Linked DNA regions of Homo sapiens: region 1 is linked to region 2. The links are chromatin contacts, found by Hi-C or POLR2A ChIA-PET in ENCODE. All regions are on one chromosome and are shown on one strand. The core of a region is the stretch at or near the end of the contact, and the rest is flanking DNA. Distances in the headings are between cores, read along the strand shown.

Region 1 (4,957 bases), core at 2,403-4,902, 1.0 Mb after region 2:
GCTCCCGGCGCCCCTGCCAGCCGACCCTCTGCTGGCTCCTGTCAACAGCCCCATCTTGTCGCCCTTGAGCCCACTGTCACCCCGTGCTGGCTGAGGCCAACATGACCTTCTGTCGCTAAGCCCACTGTGAGCTCAGGCAGCACATGACAGGCCCGGCCAATGGCTGCCCTTGGCTCCCAGGGCCTTGGCTGGCCAGTGTCCCTCCCTCTCTTGGCTTCTCCCCAAGAGTCTCTGCTCTTTCCCCTTTCTCCCTAGCTGTCCCCGCCACCTCCCCCAGCCCAAGCACTCGGATCCAGTCCCATGGCTCTCCACCAACCACACAGCTGGCACCACCCGATTTATGCCCAGCCTGGACCTTACTTGTGAGTGCCAGCCATGCAGGTCCGCCACCTACCTGACATCGCCATGTATGCTCAGATGAGCACCCCAATTCCACCCCTGCCGAGACAGCTTTCAGCGCCCCCACCCAGAAAAGCCTGCTCCCCGTTTCCATCTCTGTGGATGGCAACGCCAGGCCTCCGGTTCCTGAGGTCAAGCCCAAGGGGCACCCTGCATGCACCTTCCCTGTGTGTTCCACCCCCTCGCTGCCGCCCCTGCTCTGTACCACCACCATCCTGTGGGGGACTGTCACAGCCTCTGTAGTCTCCCTGAGCCCAACTTTGTCCCCTGAGGTCTGGTCTTAGCTAGTGGTCGGCCTCTCCCCTGCCCACGTCCCTGGAATGCCCCAAGCCTCGCACAGGGAAAGCTATGGGCTTACAAAACTCACGAGCCCCCCGGGGTCATTCTCCCAAACCGCCAAGGACGTGTTCTTCTCAGGGCCTTTCCCGGCTGCTTGCTCTGCCGGTCTGGAAAATGCTCTTCCCTAAGACGTGGTCTTTATCTCTGAGAGCCCCTCACTTCCCAAGATGCTCTGTGACGCAGCCACATCTGTCTCCCGCCCACCGAGCACACTCTCCATGGCGGCAGGATGCCCGGGGCGAGCCCCTCGTAGGGAACCAGGCTGGCACTCGGTGGTCCTTGCTACATGCTGAGCTGGGGTTGGGAGCCTGAGAGCTTCTGTCAACAACTCCCTCTAAAGGGTGGTGACCAGCCTGGGCCACAGACCCACCACTGCTCCACCAGGGCACTGTCACACGGGCACTGCACCCTATGACATGGCTCAGCACTGTGACTCACTGGTGCCACCAGGGCTGGCCACTGAGAAATGGGTCTCAGTGGCACCCGGGGTAAAGTCTTAAACAAAGAACCCCAGGGACACACAAAGGCTGGAAAAGTCGGCTCCCTGCTGGGAGCAGATGCCTCGCCTCCCTCGGAGCAGTACCTCCTGCACTTCCCTGAAGCAACCTCACCCGGGCCAGCTCCAGGAGCTTCTCACACTGCCTGGCAGCCCCCTGGCCACCGTCCCCAGACTTGGTGTGTGTGGCTGCCCTCAGTCCTGAGGTCCCGTGGGAGCTTCTACCTGCAAGTGTGGTGAGGCCAAAGTAGGCCACATCTGAGAGCAGCTCAACCTCCTTCCTCCACTCCAGCCACTTCCTCGCACCTGAGAGGAGAAACAGTATTAGTCCGGGGGAGCTGGTGGGCATCCTCTGAGGATGAGGGACCACAGTCCTCCCCCAGTTGTCTAGGCCCAGATCCAGTCCCACCCCTTCCATGAAGCCAACACTCACTCCCTGGCCTCCCTCTCTGCTTCTGTCTCCGGAGGCACCACCTTGACTTGCCTTAGCGTGAGCTGCAGACAGTCTGCGAAGAATCTCCCACCTGTGCTCATCTCTTGCTCCGGGATTCCCCTGAGCAACTGTTCTAGGGCCTATGAGGGCCACATGGAAAGATGGTCTGGGGTATTAAGATTACAGGCCAGAGGCCAACTGTCTAGCATCAAAAAGCAGCTCTCCAACTTGCTGGCTGTGAGGTCTTTCTGGAATCTCAATTTGCTCATCTATCAGAAGAGTAATAAGTCCTACTTGGAGGGATGTTTGAAGATTCAATATTTGTAAAACACTGGGAACAGTGTCTGGCACAGGGGTAAGTGCCAAGTGTACTGTAAAACAAGTAAGTACACACACAAAAAATTCTCATCATGTCACTCTCCTGTTCAGAATCCACCAATGGCTGCCCACCTGACACCCATGGGCCTCCCGGCACGGAGCCTGGCTGTCCTCTGATATTTACCCATGCTCTTCCTGTCCCATGGCACTGTTCCTTTGGCCACGACACCCCCACCACTGGGCTCTAGTGCCACTGCTCCCTGAAACGTTCTGCTGGGAGTTCATGCCTTTAACGACTGCCTGCCCCACCCCCCAAAGACTTGATGGCTTTGCCTTTTTTTTTTTTTTTTTTTTTTTGAGATGGAGTCTCACTCTGTTGCCCAGACTGGAGTGCAGTGGCACGATCTTGGCTTACTGCAACCTCCGCCTCCCGGGTTCAAGTGATTCTGTCTCAGCCTCCCAAGTAGCTGGGATTACACGCACGCGCCACCACGCCCTGCTGATTTTTGTATTTTTAGTAGAGACGGGGTTTCACCATGTTGTGTAGACTGGTCTCGAACTCCTGACCTCAAGTGATCCACCCGCCTCGGCCTCCCAAAGTGCTGGGATTACAGGCGTGAGCCACCACACCCGGCATCTTTTTTTTTTCGTTTTTTAATCGGTGATGGGGTCTGGCCCCGTCGCCCAGGCTGGAGTGCAGCGGCACAATCATGGCTCACTGCAGCCTCATCCCTCGGGCTCAGGCGATTCTCTTGCCTCAGCCTCCTGAAGAGCTGGGATTACAGACGCCGCCACCACGTCCGGCTAATTTTCAGATTTTTTGTAGAGACGGGGTCTTGCCATGTTGCCCAGGCTGGTTTCAAACTCCTGGGCTCAAGCGATCCTCCCGCCTCTGCCTCCCAAACTGCTGGGATGACAGGTGCTGCTTCATTGAGTACACTGGCTTCTGTACTCAGCTCCCGGCCTGGTGAGGCAGGCAGGGCCTGGCTGAGCCTACACTGGGGTCAGCAGGGCGAGGGGCCTGGGCTGCTGCTCAGGCCTAGGAAAGGCCGGGGTCAGTGTGAACCGGACCGAGGTATGAGGCGTTCGCGCCGCGGGCGCTCTGACCCCTCTGCTCACAGGGGAGGATCGGAGGGAGGCTTGAAGCACTTGCCAAGGCCTCACACCTGGAGGGGACAGAGTCTTCCCCAGCCGCTGGCGTCAGCTGGACCTGCCCTGAGCTGGGGACGGGAAGGGCTTGGGCGGGAACTGGAGGCCCACGCAGGTCCCCCGCGGTGTCTGCGGCCTGTGCCTCTGGGGCCACCTGGCCAGGGAGGGCAGGAGGTGCCCCGCACATCCCTGAATGGCCGCAGGGCAGGCGAAGGAGACTGCCGGGTCCCAGGTTGTGGGACGGGCCCAGGCGACCGTGACCACACACGGCAGACACCCCGCCTCCATGAGGGGCAACACCCCCTGGGCCGCTCGCGAGGACGTCCGGCCGCGCCCGGCCCTCACCCGCCAGGCTGTGCAGGGCGCCGCCCGCCGCGCTCCGCAGCCCACCGCGGTAGTACTCGTCCTTCTGCGCCGCGCGGATCACCTCCGGGGGGCTGGCGGCGGCCGGGGCCATGGCCGCGGGTTCGGGTGGTCCCGAGCAGCCACGCCGGCCACGCCCACGCCCAGACGGGCGAGAACTGATGACGGCACGACGTGGCTCTGCGTGCGGCGCAGACCTCTGCGTCAAGGTGCTGGGGCGGGGCCGGACTGGGGCTGGAGGCGGGGCCAGGGCCCGGGCGGAAGCGGGGCTGGAGTCCGAACCAGCGCAGCGCGGGGCGGGGCAGCGGGAAGGTAGTCGGAGGCGCAGGGCGGAGCGGAGCGGGGCGGGGCCCGCGAGCCGAGGTGGGGGCGGGGCACGCGCGAGGGGCGCTGGCGAGGCAGCGGGATGGGCTCGCGGCCGCGTGGTTGCTGCGACCTCGGGGTCCTACGCTGCCAGGGGCCCCTGCTCTGCTCCCTGCACGTCCACGGGCCGCCCTCCCACTGGGGACAGCGCTGCGGAGTGGAGACGCTGCAGGCCCATTTACGGCTGGGGAGACGGAGGCTTTCGCTTGGGTCTTCGGGAAGCCGAGCTCCCAGCGCCGGCCGCGGCGGTCCCGCCCTCGCGCCCTTTGAGCTGCGCGGGCTCTCAGCGCGGGTTGGCCAGTTCCGGGGAGCCGGTCGGTTTGGGGGCCAGAGGGGCACGAGGCGAGACCCGGGACCTTCCAGGCCCCGAGCAGCCGCCTTCCCCAGTAATCCTGCGCGAAAAGCACACGGCCGGCTTGGTGTGGACGCCCCCCTGGTGCCCACGGGAGGCAGGGCCTGGCGGGTGGGGGGCAGCCGGGAAGCCGCCGCGTGGTTCCAGGACGGGCGGAAGGTGGCCTTCCACCCTCCACCCTCCACCCTGCCTGGCCTGAGCCCCGCAGGTGCTCTGGGGAACCACATCGCAGGCGCTCCGATCCCTCTGCTCCCAGGGGACGAGCGGAGGGAGGCCTGAAGCACTTGCCAAGGCCGCACACCTGGAGGGGACAGAACCTTCCCCAGCCGCTGGCCACAGCTGGACCTGCCCTGAGCTGGGGGTGGGAAGGGCTGGGGCGGGAACTGGAGGCCCACGCAGGTCGCCTGCGGTGTCTGCGGCCTGTGCCTCTGGGGCCGCCTGGCCAGGGAGGGCAGGAGATGCCTGGTACATACCTGAATGGCTGCAGGGCAGGTGAAGGAGAAGGCCCTGTTTTTTGGCCCCAAGGGCAGCACTTGGCCCTGGAGAGTCCTGCAGGATTGCAGGAGGAAGGCAGGGCACGACAAGGGGGCGTCTGCGCCCCGCTGACCTCAGTGGGGAGGGCCTCCAGTTCCTTGCCTCACCTCTGGTTCCATCTACAGGAGCTCAGCTGTGGGATCATCCCCAGACTGGCACAGCCCAGTCACAAAGCCAGAGCCCCACACTGCAGGAATGGCCCCTCTTACAG
Region 2 (4,906 bases), core at 66-2,565:
TCGAACTTGATCTGCAAGACGCAGAGAGAGGGACCGCCAAGTAATTCGTGGCAAAGAAACGTGTTCTCAGCACTTTGCCCTCCCAGGGCCAAGCAGGGGGCCACTCACCTGCTTGCGTCTCAGGCGTCCCTCCTGGACCTTCCTCCGCAGGAACCGCGTCTTCTTCACCAGCTTCCGGTACTTGTGGTGGTTCATCTTCCGCCGGCGGATCTTCAGCACGTTTTTGCACTGAATTTGAGGCGCATCCGCGACGCCTTCATCCCCCTGCTCGGCCCCTTCCCCTATCTGGCTGGGCGGACACTGGTAGGATTGCGGTGGAGCCACAGTCCCTGCGGTCCCGGTATCCAGTCTGGGCAGGAAGCAGCGGGCCGTGAGCCAGCTCTCCAGGGGGCTGACGGACATCTTCCTGGGGACCAGCATCTCCTCCAGCTCCAGCTGGGCCCCCTTGCGAGGGAGAGAGGCCGCCCTACCTGGGCCGGCCGGCGATGTGCTGTAAAGGGGCCCGCAGACCCGGCTGCCCAGCACTCCAGAGACGGGCCAAGGCGGGCGGCCGCCTGCAGAAAACCAGACGCCACGGTCACCGCTCGCGAGACCACACAGGCCCGTCGGGTTGAGGAGCAGCAGGTTCGTCCCAGCGAGGATCCCCCGCACCTCATTCCTGGCCTGAACCCCTGAGGTTCCCTCTGTGAGCATCGGAAGCTTAGAGGGGAAAGAGTGTGTGTGTGGCCACCGGCCCTGCCCCAGCGGAGCTGCTGAGACCCGCACTCCTAACCAGGTGTGCATCCTCCCATCCGCCCCCGCGCGGCTTCCTACCTGCCCAAGGAACGGCCCTCAACAGCTGGGAAGTCAGGCGCCCCAGGAGCATGGTCTGTGGGCGGCGGCCACAGGTCCCAGGGGAGCTGGAACACAAGTGCCCGTTCAGGTCAGGCGGCAGCGCCTTCAGTAGTCGCGGGCGGGCCGGGACTGGGGCGTCTGGTCCCGCCGCGACCCTCGCTTCCCTTCTCCCTCCGCCACCCCAACCCACAAGGAGGACTTTGCTTCCAACACAGCTCGCGCCCCGAGGCTCCCAAGCCCCCGACGCGGGCGGTGTCGCGCTCGGACGCACCGAAAGGTCCCAGAACGGGGAGGCCGGCCCCCTCCCCGGGTTCACCCCCGCGCGAATCGCGTTGCCTGGCGCCCGGACCCTCTCGGCTGGACCCCGGGCCCGCCTGCCGCAGCGCCCGGCGCCCTCAGGCCTCCCGCTGACCCTTCCCAAGCCCGACCTCGACGCGGCTCAAATTGACCGTTCTGCGGCCGCCCTCGGGCACTTCCGGTCCGTCCCCAAGTCGGCCCCGATCGGCAGCGGCCACCCGGCGGTTCCTACGCACAGCGCCCGCTGGCGTCCTCGCGGCCCCCGATTCTGCATTGGCTCAGGCCCCGCCGGGCCCGAAAGGCGACGGTTTCCGGTTAGTGGAATCACGGTCCCAGTCCTCGCGCGGTTCCTCAGCTCCGCCTGGTCCCTTACGGAGGCAAAAAACTACATTTCCCACAATCCCAGGGGGTGCGGGCCCTGGATATACCCGCAGGTCCAGAATCGTTTCCGGACCACCCAGGGGCCGGATTCCCAACGGGCCGACGGAAGTGCGGGCTCAAGACTACGGAAGTGACGTATCTGGCAACGGAAGTGGAGTTACGTGGAAGGCGGAAGCGTCTAGAGCTATTTCCCCCGTTTTTGCTAGAGACCAAGGACCCGGAATAAGCACTGAGCCTGCGGTACCGGGCCTCCCCGACTCCTCATTCCTGGGGTTAAAAAAAAAAAAATAAGACGCAGGCTGGGCGCGGTGGCTCAGGCCTGTAATCCCAGCACTTTGGGAGGCCGAGGCTGGTGGATCACCTGAGGTCAGGAGTTCGAGACCAGCATGGCCAACATGGTGAAACCCCGTCTCTACTAAAACTACAAAAATTAGCCTAGCGTGGTGGCAGGCGCCTGTAATCCCAGCTACTCGGGAGGCTGAGGCAAGAGAATCGCTTGCGCCCAGGAGGCAGAGGTTGCGGTGAGCCGAGATCGCACCACTGCACTCCAGTCTGGGTGACATAGATCCTGTCTCAAAAAAATAAATAAATAAATAAAATAAAAATCAGACTCACACTTTTTGTCTGAGAACTAAAAGCAGCCTCTCTGGTGGATTGGGTTTGGCTGAGCCCCTAATGATGCTCCCCAGAGTAGGCGCTGCCAACGTGTAGCTTCACCTTTCTACTCCAGACAGGCCCCTTTGACCTCCGTGAGGTTGGCTAATATAGAGACCCCAGCATGGACTTGCAGGGGCGCCTGGTGGGAGAGGGGTGTGGAGCAGAGCCTGCTGGGCCTGCTCGGAGACTTGCCTTGCAGGAGGGTCTTCCAGGGACGCTTAGCAGGAAGTGGAAAGGCCAGGTCATCTGCCGGGCCCAGCCTGGCTAAGCAGTGAGTGACAGGTAGGATAGGCCAGTGTGAGGACATAAAGTTCAGGCTCCAGGCCCACCTCTACAACTGAGGTCCCCAGATGACTCTACGTTACCCCTCAGAGGGGCTACTTGGGACTCCAAGCAGGAAGGTTTACGAACGTTATTTGCGGGCCCGCCCTTCACCCCTGCTGCACAGCTTCCCCTAGTGGATTTGGCCGTAAATGAGCAGACTGGTGCCTCCAGAGCAGCCCTCACCTTGGTGCCCCTGTGTTTGTCTTCACCCGGCTGGGGTCCAGGGAGATGCAAAGAATCCATCAGAGAACAGGTGAGCATGTTGAGAAGAACCAGAGAACCAGAAATAACCTGGGCTGGCAACCTTGGCCTTCAGGCTTCTGAGGCATTGACGTGCAGATATAAGTACCTCCCCTGAGTTAGGGACTGGTAGAAGAAACGGGATGTGGACATTTCAGTCTGAGAAAGTCTTGAGGAGCAGGATGAACCAGGGTGTCCTTCCCCCTCTCAGGAAGTAATTTCAGGGAGGTGAAGTGAGGAAGACCACTCTGTTGGGGTCCCTGTACCCAATAGGCTCCAGGCCAAAAGGGAAAGGTCCCAGCTAGAGCAGGACCCAGCTGCTACAAGGCTGGGGAATTATCATTCAGCTACAGGAGCTGCATGGAGCCGGCCCGGGAGGCTTGCAGACAGTGGCCACCCCGATGAATGCCCGGGCCAGACCTGACTGGCTGCCGCCCACAGGAGTGGCAGGAACACTTGTTGGAAGCGCCAGATGCTTGTGTGAGCAGAGCTGCCAAGCTAGATGAGCTGGAACTAGACTAGGAAGATCAATCCTTTACAAACATCTGAGGAAGAAAAAATGCAGTGGAAGAATCGGGGAGGGTGCATGGGTTATGATTCCTAATTTTTAAACAAAGGAACTCTAGTCTCTCAAGGGAAGTACACAGTTGCTGCACATACCTGTTTTCCCCAAAATACCCATTTGTCTTCAGGAAAGTTTTTCTTTAGAAACTTCAGAATTTTGGTCGGGCAGAGTGGTTCACACCTGCCTGTAATCCCAGCACTCTGAGAGGTCGAGGCGGGCATACTGTCTGAAGTCAGGAGTTCGAGACCAGCCTGGCCAACATGGCGAAACCCCATCTCTACCAAAAATACCAAAAAAAAAAAAAAAATTAGTTGGGTGTGGTGGTGCACACCTGTAGTCCCAGCTACTCCGGAAGCTGAGGCAGGAGAATCTTTTGAACCTGTGAGGTGGAGGTTGCAGTGAGCCGAGATCGTGCCAATGCACTCCAGCCTGAGTGATAGAGCGAGACTCTGACTCAAAAAAAAGGTGGGCATGGTGGCACAGACCTGTAGTCCCAGCTCCTCAGGACTGGGTCGAGGGCAGAGTGGCCAGACGCGACAGCGTATACTGGGGGAAAGACATATTGGCGACCCAGCGCACATCTGCCTATAATACTTAAATAATCTTAAGATCGTGGATAATAGTGATCTTATTAAAATATGAAACTATGGGTTTTCAGTATTTCCTTTTATTAGCATAATTTAACCATAAATGTATCTGATTTATAAATAATGGCTGTGTAGCAGTTGGTGTACAAAACTCCTGAAAGCTTAACAGCTAGCGGTCCCGCTGCACCCTGGCCCACACTGGCTCCCACAAGCTACTGCCAGGCTCTGACAAGGCATCAGGGCCCTGCCTGTCTGCAGCTTTTGCCCCAAGACTTTGGGGCTCCTCAGCTCAGGGCAGAGCCTGAGCTCCAGCCTGGGTCCACCCTCGGCCACGCCGCCTTTAATGCTCCTCCAACCTCCGGGCCACAGATACAACATTCCTAAAAATTCTGAAGTTTCTATTTCTTTTTTTTTTTTTAAACAGACAGAGTCGTCTTGCTCTGTCACCCAGCCTGGAGTGCCGTGATCTCGGCTCACTGTAACTTCTGCAACTTCTGCCTCCCGGGTTCTAGCAATTCTCCTTCCTCAGCCTCCAGAGTAGCTAGGAATACAGGCGCACGCCGCCACACCCGGCTAATTTTTTGTATTTTAGTAGAGACGGTTTCACTGTGTTGCCCAGGCTGGTCTCGAGCTCTTGAGTTCAGGCAATCCACCTGCCTCGGCCTTTCCAAGTGCTAGGATTACAGGCATGAGCCACCACGCCCGACATTTTTTTTTTTTTTTTTTTTTTGAGAGGGAGTCTCGCTCTGTCACCCAGGCTGGAGTGCAATGGCGCGATCTCAGCTCACTGCAACCTCCACTTCCCAGTCTCAAGCGATTCTCCTGCCTCTGGAGAATGATCTTAAGATGACTGAACATCATAGGCAGGTGTGTGCTGGGTCGCCGAGATGTCGCTCCCCAAGTATATACTCCGTCGCACCTGGCCTCTGCCCTCGGCCCTCAGCGCAGCCAAACAGGACATATCTCCAGAAACCCGGAGGGCACAAGCCCAGCTGTTGGCCATTCAGAGCGCAGCCTAAAT

The links. Hi-C counts contacts between places; a loop is a spot of excess contacts on that map. ChIA-PET counts read pairs that join two places held with the same protein, here RNA polymerase II (POLR2A). Pooled maps may share reads with other maps.
Region 1: a map with no recorded cell type shows a loop between it and region 2 (26-fold over the local background). The contact joins the promoter of PEX10 here to the promoter of AURKAIP1 in region 2. A Hi-C loop is called at or near these places in 1 of 37 single-sample maps with no recorded cell type and 1 of 50 pooled maps. POLR2A ChIA-PET finds 5 or more read pairs at or near these places in 1 of 52 experiments (activated T-cell).

Annotation. Positions count from the first base shown.
Region 1 is chr1:2,408,912-2,413,868 of GRCh38, forward strand. It overlaps PEX10 (peroxisomal biogenesis factor 10), which reads right to left and starts at 3,653. Exons shown (of 6, transcript NM_002617.4): 1 at 3,480-3,653; 2 at 1,460-1,540. The coding sequence starts at 3,591. RefSeq lists enhancers at 1-271, 2,300-2,880, 2,881-3,461, 3,462-4,042, 4,043-4,622 and silencers at 3,239-3,618, 3,779-4,378.
Region 2 is chr1:1,373,892-1,378,797 of GRCh38, forward strand. It overlaps AURKAIP1 (aurora kinase A interacting protein 1), which reads right to left and starts at 1,316. Exons shown (of 4, transcript NM_017900.3): 1 at 1,263-1,316; 2 at 814-899; 3 at 109-554; 4 at 1-11. The coding sequence starts at 865. It also overlaps the pseudogene NDUFB4P8. RefSeq lists silencers at 1,057-1,106, 1,127-1,306 and an enhancer at 1,102-2,007.